2 separate regions of the Homo sapiens genome follow, and region 2 is linked to region 1. A link is a contact called in ENCODE Hi-C or POLR2A ChIA-PET data. All regions are on one chromosome and are shown on one strand. The core of a region is the stretch at or near the end of the contact, and the rest is flanking DNA. Distances in the headings are between cores, read along the strand shown.

The links. A loop is a pair of places that touch in the nucleus more often than their neighbours do. ChIA-PET counts read pairs that join two places held with the same protein, here RNA polymerase II (POLR2A). Pooled maps may share reads with other maps.
Region 2: a loop to region 1 is called in a map with no recorded cell type, with 4 times the contacts of the local background. The contact joins the enhancer-like site here to the promoter of ANKRD42 in region 1. A Hi-C loop is called at or near these places in 1 of 37 single-sample maps with no recorded cell type and 4 of 50 pooled maps. POLR2A ChIA-PET finds 5 or more read pairs at or near these places in 1 of 52 experiments (PC-9).

The regions. Positions count from the first base shown.
Region 1 is chr11:83,191,182-83,195,955 of GRCh38, reverse strand. ANKRD42 (ankyrin repeat domain 42) reads right to left here and starts at 2,244. Exons shown (of 11, transcript NM_001300975.2): 1 at 1,228-2,244. The coding sequence starts at 1,285. It overlaps ANKRD42-DT (ANKRD42 divergent transcript), which reads left to right and starts at 2,287. Exons shown (of 3, transcript NR_149009.1): 1 at 2,287-2,489. RefSeq lists enhancers at 1,268-1,627, 2,148-2,257, 2,318-2,537 and a silencer at 1,835-2,013.
Region 2 is chr11:83,718,323-83,723,096 of GRCh38, reverse strand. The region is part of intron 18 of DLG2 (discs large MAGUK scaffold protein 2); the gene reads left to right. It overlaps DLG2-AS2 (DLG2 antisense RNA 2), which reads right to left. Exons shown (of 12, transcript NR_187249.1): 11 at 2,112-2,267. Among named protein-coding and RNA genes, the nearest start is that of DLG2-AS2, 83 kb to the right of the region's middle. Within about 2 kb of position 2,221, at least 2 of the 41 ENCODE cell types and tissues checked have a DNase peak (open chromatin) inside an H3K27ac peak, as active enhancers do.

The DNA.
Region 1 (4,774 bases), core at 995-3,494:
AAGAATGGTGTGAACCTGGAAGGCGGAGATTGCAGTGAGCTGAGGACCGCGCCACTGCACTCCAGCATGGGGGACAGAGCAAGACTCCGTCTCCAAAAAAAAAAAAAAAAGAGAGAGAGAGAGAGTAGGTAGATCATGTAAGAATACAGTTTACAATAGTCTAGACCAGAAAAAATGAGACTCTGAACACTGGGAAAAGAAAAGGAGAAAGATTCAACAAATATTAATAAAATTAGAATGAACTAAACTGGAATGGATACAGTGGGTGAAACAAGGGAAAAGTAATAAGATAACTCCAAGGTGTGTGGCTTTATCATCTGAGTGCTGTGGTGCCATTAGTTGAGACAGCAAACACTGAAGGACAGAGAGGATATATAGATATAAAATTACATTTTGGACATGCTGCTCTTGAGGTACCCAAGGAAAATTTCCAGAAGGGAGATATCTATATATATGTTTGCAGCTCCGAGGAGAGATACGGAATTCAGGTCTCAGTGTTACGTGTGTCTCTGTATTAGAATGCTTTTTCTGACACCCATACTCACCCCCTACTGGAATCAGTGGCATTCTACCGTCCTTTATAACACTGATCTCACTTGTCATTATTTGCTCAGCATTTATCTTCCTCACTAGAAGGTAAAGAATGTGCCTGTCTTCTTAAGTTCCTTAAGACGGAGCACAAAGTAGGCATATGCAGTAAATATTTACTGGATGGTTGAATGAGTAACCGATTTGAGGGCCACCAGTAGGACTGAAGTCACAGTAAATGACAAGAAAAAGAGAACCAATGATGGCATCATCAAGGGGTAAAAGCTGCATTTAAGAAGATGGCAGAAGAAAAGAAAACGGTAAGGGAAAGGGTCACTCAATGGAGTGAAAGAAGAAAACTAAGTAAGTACTAATTTGTCACCTCCACAGGGTCAAATGCTGCAGGGAAGTCAAGGAAGAACTTAAAAGGGTCCGTCCATTAAGACTGAACAAGAGTTGATGTCAAGCTGGGCAAGAAGACTCGGAGGAATAGTGTGGATGGAAAAAAGGAAAGAAAGCGGAAATAATACAGAACAGGGGAGAGCTGAACAGCTTTGGTATCCCCTGAAAATAAATTAAAAAGGGAAAGGGGGGAGTGACGGCTGAGAAAAGGAAATGCCAGAAAGGGCTAAGGCTGTTGCGGGCTTAAGTGAGAAAAGGAATACGACAGAGATGAAGGCCAATGACAGTCTGACTCACAGGGGTTTGCAGTCTCCCTAGAGGAAGTGGAGGGGCCTGAATTGGCCACCCCGGGCATGGCGCAACACCTCCGACTCTGGGGAGGAGTTGAGTCCAGGCCCCTGATGCTGCGGCGGTCTTCACTTGCTCTCACCCACGAGCCACTGCAGCGGCAGCGGCCCTCTTCTCCGTCGTCACTAGGACGGGGCCCAAGGTCCTCTCTTGCTCTCTCCCAGAAGCTGCAGCGGAAACCTTCGTCTTCACTTTCTCTCTCCCAAAAGCCACTGAAGCGGTAGCTGGCGTCTTCACTGCCGCTCACACCAGAGGAGTCGCTGGCTGCGTAGCCGCGGTCTCCACTTACTTCCTCCCAAGAACTACCAACGCTGTGGCCGCCTTCGACACTCCCTCCCTCCCAGGAGCCACTGAAGCGGCGACTGCGATCGTCACTGACTCTATCCCCGAAGTCACTAGTTCGCGGGTCCCGAATGTCACTGACTCCCTCCCAAGGACCACTGAGGCGGAGGCCTCGGTCTTCTCTGGCTGTTCCCCTGGAGTCGGTAGTTTGGTGGCCTCCAACTTCACTAAAATTCACGTCGCTGCTGCAGAAGGTGCTGTCTCCCCTAACTCTCTCCCAAGAGCAGCTGTGACTGTGGCCACTATCTCCCCTAACTCTCTCCCTAGAGACGCTGCGGCAGTGGCCGAGGTTTTCACTGACCCTTCTCAAGTCACTGCGGGAGAAGCCGGCGTCTGCACTTAGGCTTCCTGCAGCGACCCTGGAGCGGCGGTCGCTCTCTTCACATTTTCTTTCCCCGTCGTCGCTAACTCTTTCCCTAGACTCGGCGCCGGAATGGCCGTGTAGACCGTTTATCCTCCACACGTGGTGGCTAGTGCGGCGGCCACCGTCTTCGTCTGCTACTCCCTGCGAATCGCCGTAGCGGCGGCCGCCTTCCGCTGGTACTTTCTCGGAGTCTCTTTCCAGCCTCCCGACTCCAGCCACTTGGCTGGAGAGGCAGCAGGGCCGTCGCCTTGGAAACGAGTACACTTCCGACGTGCTGAGGTCATTTCCCGTTCCTCACGGCCCACGCTACTTCCGGTTTCCTTTCCCTCAGCTATTCCATGGCTTTTCGTGTGGACAAATCGGGAGGTGGTGTAAACTGGTTTTTGGTGAAATTCGGCTCGGCCTCATGCGAACCTATCTAGGTCCGTCTCTGGAGTGGCCTGTCATCGATCGCGCCCTCCATCGCTGAGCGACACAAGTGGAACCCCCCAGGACTGCATTCTGCGTAGGTGACCTGTGTGGCGCGGGCCGGGCGGGGCCTTTTTGTCCTTGGGCAAACGTGGTATACTTTCTCAGTGGTGGTTGGAAGGAAATTTGTTGCCCTGTCATTTCGCAAGTATGGAAAAAGACCTAAAGGAGAATTTAGCAGCTGCAGCCGCTGTTTTTATTGCGTACTTTACTAGCGCCAACTCTTTAATAATCGCTTGTTAGTTGTTACCCCTGTTTTATGGGTCAAGAGACTCAATATATCAGTACTTTGGTAAGGCCAGGCAGCAGGTAAGTTGTAAAACCAGTAAAAAAACACAGGTCATTAGTCAAAAGAGTGCTTCAGGTCTCCTGACTCCAAATCCGAGAATCCTTTCACTGTAGCATGTTTACTGCTCAAATATTTCTACAACCCTATTGCTTAACAACAGGAATGAATTATTTCACCATTTGTTGCAAACGTATGGGTCACGTTTTGTGCCAGCAGCAGAAAATACAGAAATTAGTAAGAATTACCTGCCCTCCAGGGGCATCACCAACCTGGATTCCCCTCTCGGCCCAGTTTTTCCACCCTTATTGCCTTCTCCCTTCAGGAATAATGAACTCGTCCTGGAAGCGTACCTTACTTTTTAATATCTCTGCCTTGTCATGTGCTGTTCGTCTTACCAGGAAACTACCCTGCTTTTCCCCCAGTTTTGGTCTGTGAACACATTTGGGAAATTCTTCTGATCCTACCGCTACTCTCTTGAGGTACAGTAAATTGTCTTTGACTTCCATCACCTTTTGTAATATTACAATTGCCATCTACTGAGTTCCTATGATCTGCCTGGCATTGTACTAAGTGCTTTATATTTTCTTGTTCATTTTTTTATGCCAACATAAATGAGTTTGACTCAATTCTTATTATAACCTGCCAAAATAAGTATTCCTCTTCCTTTTTACAGAGAGAGAAACAAGGGAAAAAAAAGTTAATTGCCTGAGGATATACTGCTAGTGTTGCGGGACAAATAGAGACGGGAGAGGCCAAACAGAATTCAGGACAACCCTTTATTATTAAGGTGATCACTGGCTCAGTCGGACTGGGGTCCAGAAAGTCTGAGCCCGGAACAAAGGGATCAATCACCTTTTAAGCAATTTGTGGCGGGAGTTTGGTGCTACAGGAAGCCTACTTGCAGAAGCAAGAACAAAGGCAGTTAATTATTCTTTTACATTTGTTACACCACATGTCTTACATCCTTGGGAATGCATGCTTTTGTAGCAATTGCTTATCAACCTTGTGACTTTACAGCGCGCTAGGGAGGGAAGCAGGAACTCGTGGTGCCTCAAGGAACGTGAAACGGTGGAACACAGATAAGCCTCTCCGTGCGTAGAGGAGAAATAAGCGGTTAATATTCTCTCTTAACCCAGGCCTCCGGAGGGTGGGGGGCTATATTTCATTCTACCTCTAAGGAAAAGAATAAACTTCTTGACTAATATACTTATAAAATTCATTAATTCCCCCTTCACTAGTAAATAATAAATACCTGACTTAGGATTCCAAAATAGGTCTTGAATTTTTCTGCAGGAGCTCCTCAAAGTCTCTGAATTCCCACAACCTTTTATTAGATCACTTATCCCATTGTATTATAATTATCTGTTTAACAATTTTTCCTCACCCCTAAAGGACCCTGAGCTTCTGGAAGGTAGGGACTGTATCTTAAAATCTTGGCATTTCTGATGTCTAGAATATTTCATTTAAGAGAAGGGCTTAGTAACTGTTGTGTGGGTGGGTTGATGAGTTAACTGTCAGGCAGGTGAACTAATAGGCTGAAGATAAAGTTTTTCACTGTTGGAAGTGAATTTGGGATTAGTCATCCTAATCCCCTCACTTTTAGAGATGGGGCAACTGAGTCATGCGCGGTGGCTCACGCCTGTAATTCTAGCACTTTGGGAGGCCAAGGTGAGCGGATCACCTGAAGTCAGGGATTTGAGACCAGCCTGGCCAACATGGCGAAACCCCATCTCTACTAAAAATACAAAAATTAGCCAGGCATGGTAGCAGGAGCCTGTAATCCCAGCTGTTCGGGAGGCTGAGGCAGGAGAATCACTTGAACCTGGGAGGCGGAGGTTGCAGTGAGTTGAGATCGCGCAATTGCGCTCCAGCCTGGGCGACAAGAGCAAAACTCCACCTCAAAGAAAAAACAAAACAAGACATGGGGCAGCTGAGGCCTTTTGTATACCAGGCATTTATCGAGTTATTCATGTGGGCCAGTTTCTGTGATAAATGATTTGCAAATAATACCCAACTTAATCTGTATTGTTATT
Region 2 (4,774 bases), core at 972-3,471, 530 kb before region 1:
TTTGTTGTTTTTTAAATGAGAAGTTGGACAAGATGAATCCTAATGAACCTTCTACCTCTTAGTGGCTTTGTTCCTAATTGCATCCACATGCATGTAACATAGCCACACATCTTTCTGGTAGGGGCCATAAATAAAATTTTTTAAATGTTTTATGATGGAAAAACAGTGCAATGTAACATACGTTCTGGACTTAAAAATCATTGCCAGCTCATAAAGCCAGATGCGTCATTTCATATGCTCCTATAACTGTATTTCCTTAAGAACATATATTGTCACAGCCCCTGATGCTTCTTTGCATTTCTGTGGCTCTGGGGACTAAGAGACTTGCATCCAAACATTTTGTACTGATTTTAAGAAAGTTTATTCACCTAAGTTGGCTGAAGGTGGCACTTGTTAGCATTTCAAGTTTCTGTATTACTTTTGAGAAGGAACTTGAACCTGTGTCTCTGCTTTCTGTTGGCAATTAATATGTATCTGGCATTACAGCTGAGCAGTTGGCAGCCAGTTTAAAAACCAGCCTGGAGTCACTCCCCACCCCGCCTCTGGAGGTGAGGAGGTAAACTTGCTGGACTGGAGAGATTTGCATTTTCCTCAGAGTTGGAGCTCACCCCCATCAGTACTTCCTTTGCTACTTTCTCCATATCCCCTACCAAATTTACTTCCCACAACTCCTCTACAGGCTTTATGAGTGCCTTGAGCTAGGCTAGCACCCTTATTAAATAGAACAATCACAGATTTTTAGAATTAATTGTTGCCGTAAGACCACCATGAGGGTAGGGACCATGTCTTCTTATGCTTGGCACTTAAAACAGGAAAATTCTTACTTTGCATGGCAGTGGGAGACCATAAGAATGAAACCATAATGATCAATGAGAAAAACTATGATTGACCCATAAACTTTCCAGTTTTTTGTCAAAACGTTAAAAATTATCTTTTTGTTAGATATATAGGGAAATAAAAAATAGTAAAATAATATTTTATTAGTATGCTATTCTTTAAAATATTAGAAACAGTGAAAATTATTATATTTCTTTGGAAAAAAGAGTAGTTGGAATAGTACTTGCCTTTTTCTTCTTGTCAGTCATATAACTTGTGATACAGAGCAAGTATTTTTTATATGCCTTGGCAAACTGTCACACTTTTTTCTAATCATCTGGCAACCTTTTATCCTTTGCACTTTGTGTTTTGAAATACCTACAAGAGTTCTTCAATGTAAATTTTTTTGCCAGTATCATATTCTCTGGGACATTTTCATCCTTTATATCCCAGCCACCTTCTTTATTTATATTCATAAGTTTGCCTTCAGTAAGTTCCTCTGGCTGCATATGTGGAATTTCTCAATGAGCGTTGAGGTCGACATTCCCATAGTCAGCTGTATCTTCTATAATTCGTTGTCGCATCTAAATTTCACTTACAGCATTATAACTTTTTGTTTTCTTGCTGTGCTTTCCTCATTGCTGACAAAGTCCCTCTTTGAATTATCCATTTTTGTAAAATGTCTGTGGATTTATCACTGGAGACAAGGAGGCAAAACAAGTATGCTTTACTGTCTGTGTTGTGAAGTGAATAGCAGGTGCTCAGTGACCAGTCACTGACAGACCTTGAAAGAACTGACGTGAGTCACTGATGATGATGCGCATGTGTTATTGTGTAGAAATTTGTGAATTGAAGAGCTAGTAGCAGGTTTGTGCCTTATGCAATCACTCATACTTAATATATTGTGGTAGCTAAAGTTTGAATTGTGTTGTTGGGGGACTGGAACTACTCAAATCATGGTAATGAAAATTCATGCATATTGGAACCATGCAAATAAAAAATGTCTGTAGTTACTCAATAGTAAGGGTCTGTTAAATGAGTTAATTAACTTGTACGTTCACACTGATCTGGTTTGCAGTCTTATAGTGTCCTTTTAAGTGTCCTTATAGCTTGGCCAACTGCTATCCCCCTTCTCTTCTCACCTGTATAAGATGTCCAAAATAGCTGGTTAAAGCATGTCTATTAAAAATCTCCCTTTGAACAAGTCATTAAATTCTGAGCCTCATGTTTCACATGCTAAAGGCCCAGATTCTTTCTCATCAAAATTTTCCCTTCCTCAGTACCCAGCTCCTCACCTCTGAAAACAATTAATCAGATTAGTTGATTCACCCCCAGATACTCAAAGAGCTCTCAGGCTCCCCAGGGTAGGTTGGTTTCTTCCCGCGGTGAGAGGAATCAGCATGTGGCAGAGAAGTTCTCTCAAATGCTGCCTTCACAAGGGCTATTCAGACCTGGTGAGCAGCAGAAGAGAGGGTTCTTGAGTTAGAGAAGCTTCTTCCCTGGCCCTACTCTCTGGTAATTAAAAAAAAAAAAAAAAAAAAAGGGAGGGCTGAAGAAGGGAGTCAAAGATAATCCTAAACTTTACTTACTCTTTCATTTCAATGTGTTAATATTCAAGACGGACTGTGAATTCTGGAGATATGTAAGTATTTACAGTGTGGTGGTTACCAGCATTGGCTTTGTCAGATATGGGTTCAGGGAGAGATCCATCACTTCTTAGCTCTGTGAGCTTTCCCAAGTTACTTTATATAGTCTTTACTAAGCCTATGAAGCTTTTAGAACCTCATTCTTCCATCTGTAGGTTGTAATTATTATTTCCCTGGGCTTTTGAGAATCTTGAAAAAGGTAAAGAACACAATACACTTGGAGTACCTTTTGTAGTGGAAAAGCTTGAGAAACAGAAATGGTTTTAGCTTCTCAGGCATAACTTACATAACTTAAGTGAATGTCATTCTTTTTTTTTTTTTTTTTTTTTTTTTTTTTTTTCTGAGATGGAGTCTCACTCTGTCACCCAGGCTGGAGTGCAGTGGTGTGATGTTGGCTCATTGCAACTCCGCCTCCTGGGTTCAAGTGATTCTTATGTCTCAGCCTCCCAAGTAGCTGGGACTACAGGCACGAGCCACCATGCTCAGCTAATTTTTTGTATTTTTAGTAGAGATGGGGTTTTGCCATGTTGACCAGGCTGGTCTCGAGCTCCTGACCTCAGGTGATCCGTCCACCTCGGCCTCCCAAAGTGCTGGGATTACAGGCGTGAGCCACTGCGCCCGGCTGAAAGTCATTCTTTTTACTAAGATTTTCTTATTCACAGTATACAAGAGTTCTGGATGTGGAGATAGCATGTAATATACAGATTCACCTTGATGGAAGTTATCCAGTCTGTTTGTCGGGAACAAAGGCTAAGACTGGTGTTTTCTCCTGTCTCCTTATTGACTGTCATTGATGATTAAGAACCTGTATTATATTCTTTATAGAGTCAGTCCCCCAAATTCTTTTGGAACACCTCCTGCTATAGTTTTGATATTTTTGCCCGCCAAACTTCTCGTTGTAATTTTCTCCCACTGTTAGAGGTAGGGCCTAATGGGGGCTGTTTGGGTCCCAGAGGCAGATCCCTCATGAATAGATTAATGCCCTCCCTGGGGTCACTGAGTAAATTCCTTCAGAGCTGGTTGCCAAAAAGGGCCTGGAACCTACTTCCACCTTGCCTCTTTTCTCACTGTTTGACTTCTGCACATGCCCGCTAACCTTCCCCTTTTGCCAGGAGTGGAAGCACACTGAGGCCTTCACCAGAAGCAGATGCTGGTGCCATGTTTCTTGTACAGCCTGCAGGATTGTGAGCCAAAATAATCTCTTTATAAAGTACCCAGCCTCAGAATTGTTTTTATTTTTATAACAGCACAGATGGACTAAGACATCTCCTTTGAGTGTGCTCAGAGGTATGTTCAAATCTCTCAAGATCAAAACACTCAAGTCACATAGTGGCAGGGCGTCTCTTCCATTTCTGCTAATAGTGATGTCTCCCCTGGAAAAAGCAGCTTGCTTCATGGGCTTCTCAGTCCTCTAACACTGCATCCATTACAATGTGTCCCAAGTGCCATATGCATACACCTACAGACTTTTCCAGAAAGACACCAAATAAGAGTCACTGTTAGGCCTGACTGCTGTGTGGGCCATGGCTCTCAGTTCTGGCTGTGCAGGGTATTTTTAAACTGTAGCTCCTTTCAGGGATTCTCACTCAGTAGGTCTGAAGTAGAGTTGAGGCACCTGCATTTAAAAAACGTTTCCCAGGTGAAGAATGGGCAGGATTGAGAATTGCTGCTCTGGTGCCTATAGGTGCTGGAATCTGAGATCAAAACTAGTCCCAGCTGCAGTTGTCTGGACAAGAATGTGACCTTCACTTGCCTGGTGACTGGATTGGGCTAGGAGATGCAAGCTGGCCCTACGGTGTATTAGAACCCAGTTGCTCCTTATTCTTTTTACCCCAGGGCAACATTTTCTTCAATATTGTCTTCTTAGAGAGTAATCCTACTCATCTTGACTTAAGTTTTTATAACAGCTGCCTAACTGGGCTCCCCAACTTCACCTCCCTCTCAGCCTCTCAGTCTATTTTCCACCCTGCCAATATACTTACCTCGCTAAAATAAGAAACCCATTGTCATTTCCTCAATCTTCCAGCCATCAAGAACTGCTGCTGATTGTTTCCATAACATGGGATATTTCTTTTTTTCTTTCTTTTTTTTTTTTTTTTTTTCTTTTTTTGAGATGGAGTTTCACTCTTATCACCTAGGCTAGAGTGCAGTGGCACAATCTCGGCCCACTGCAAGCTCCGCCTCCCAGGTTCAAGCAATTCTCCTGCCTCAACCTCCTGAGTAGCTGGACCATCATGCCCGGCTAATTTTTGGTATTTTTAGTAGAGACAGAGTTTCACCATCTTGGCCAGGCTGGTCTTGAACTCCTGACC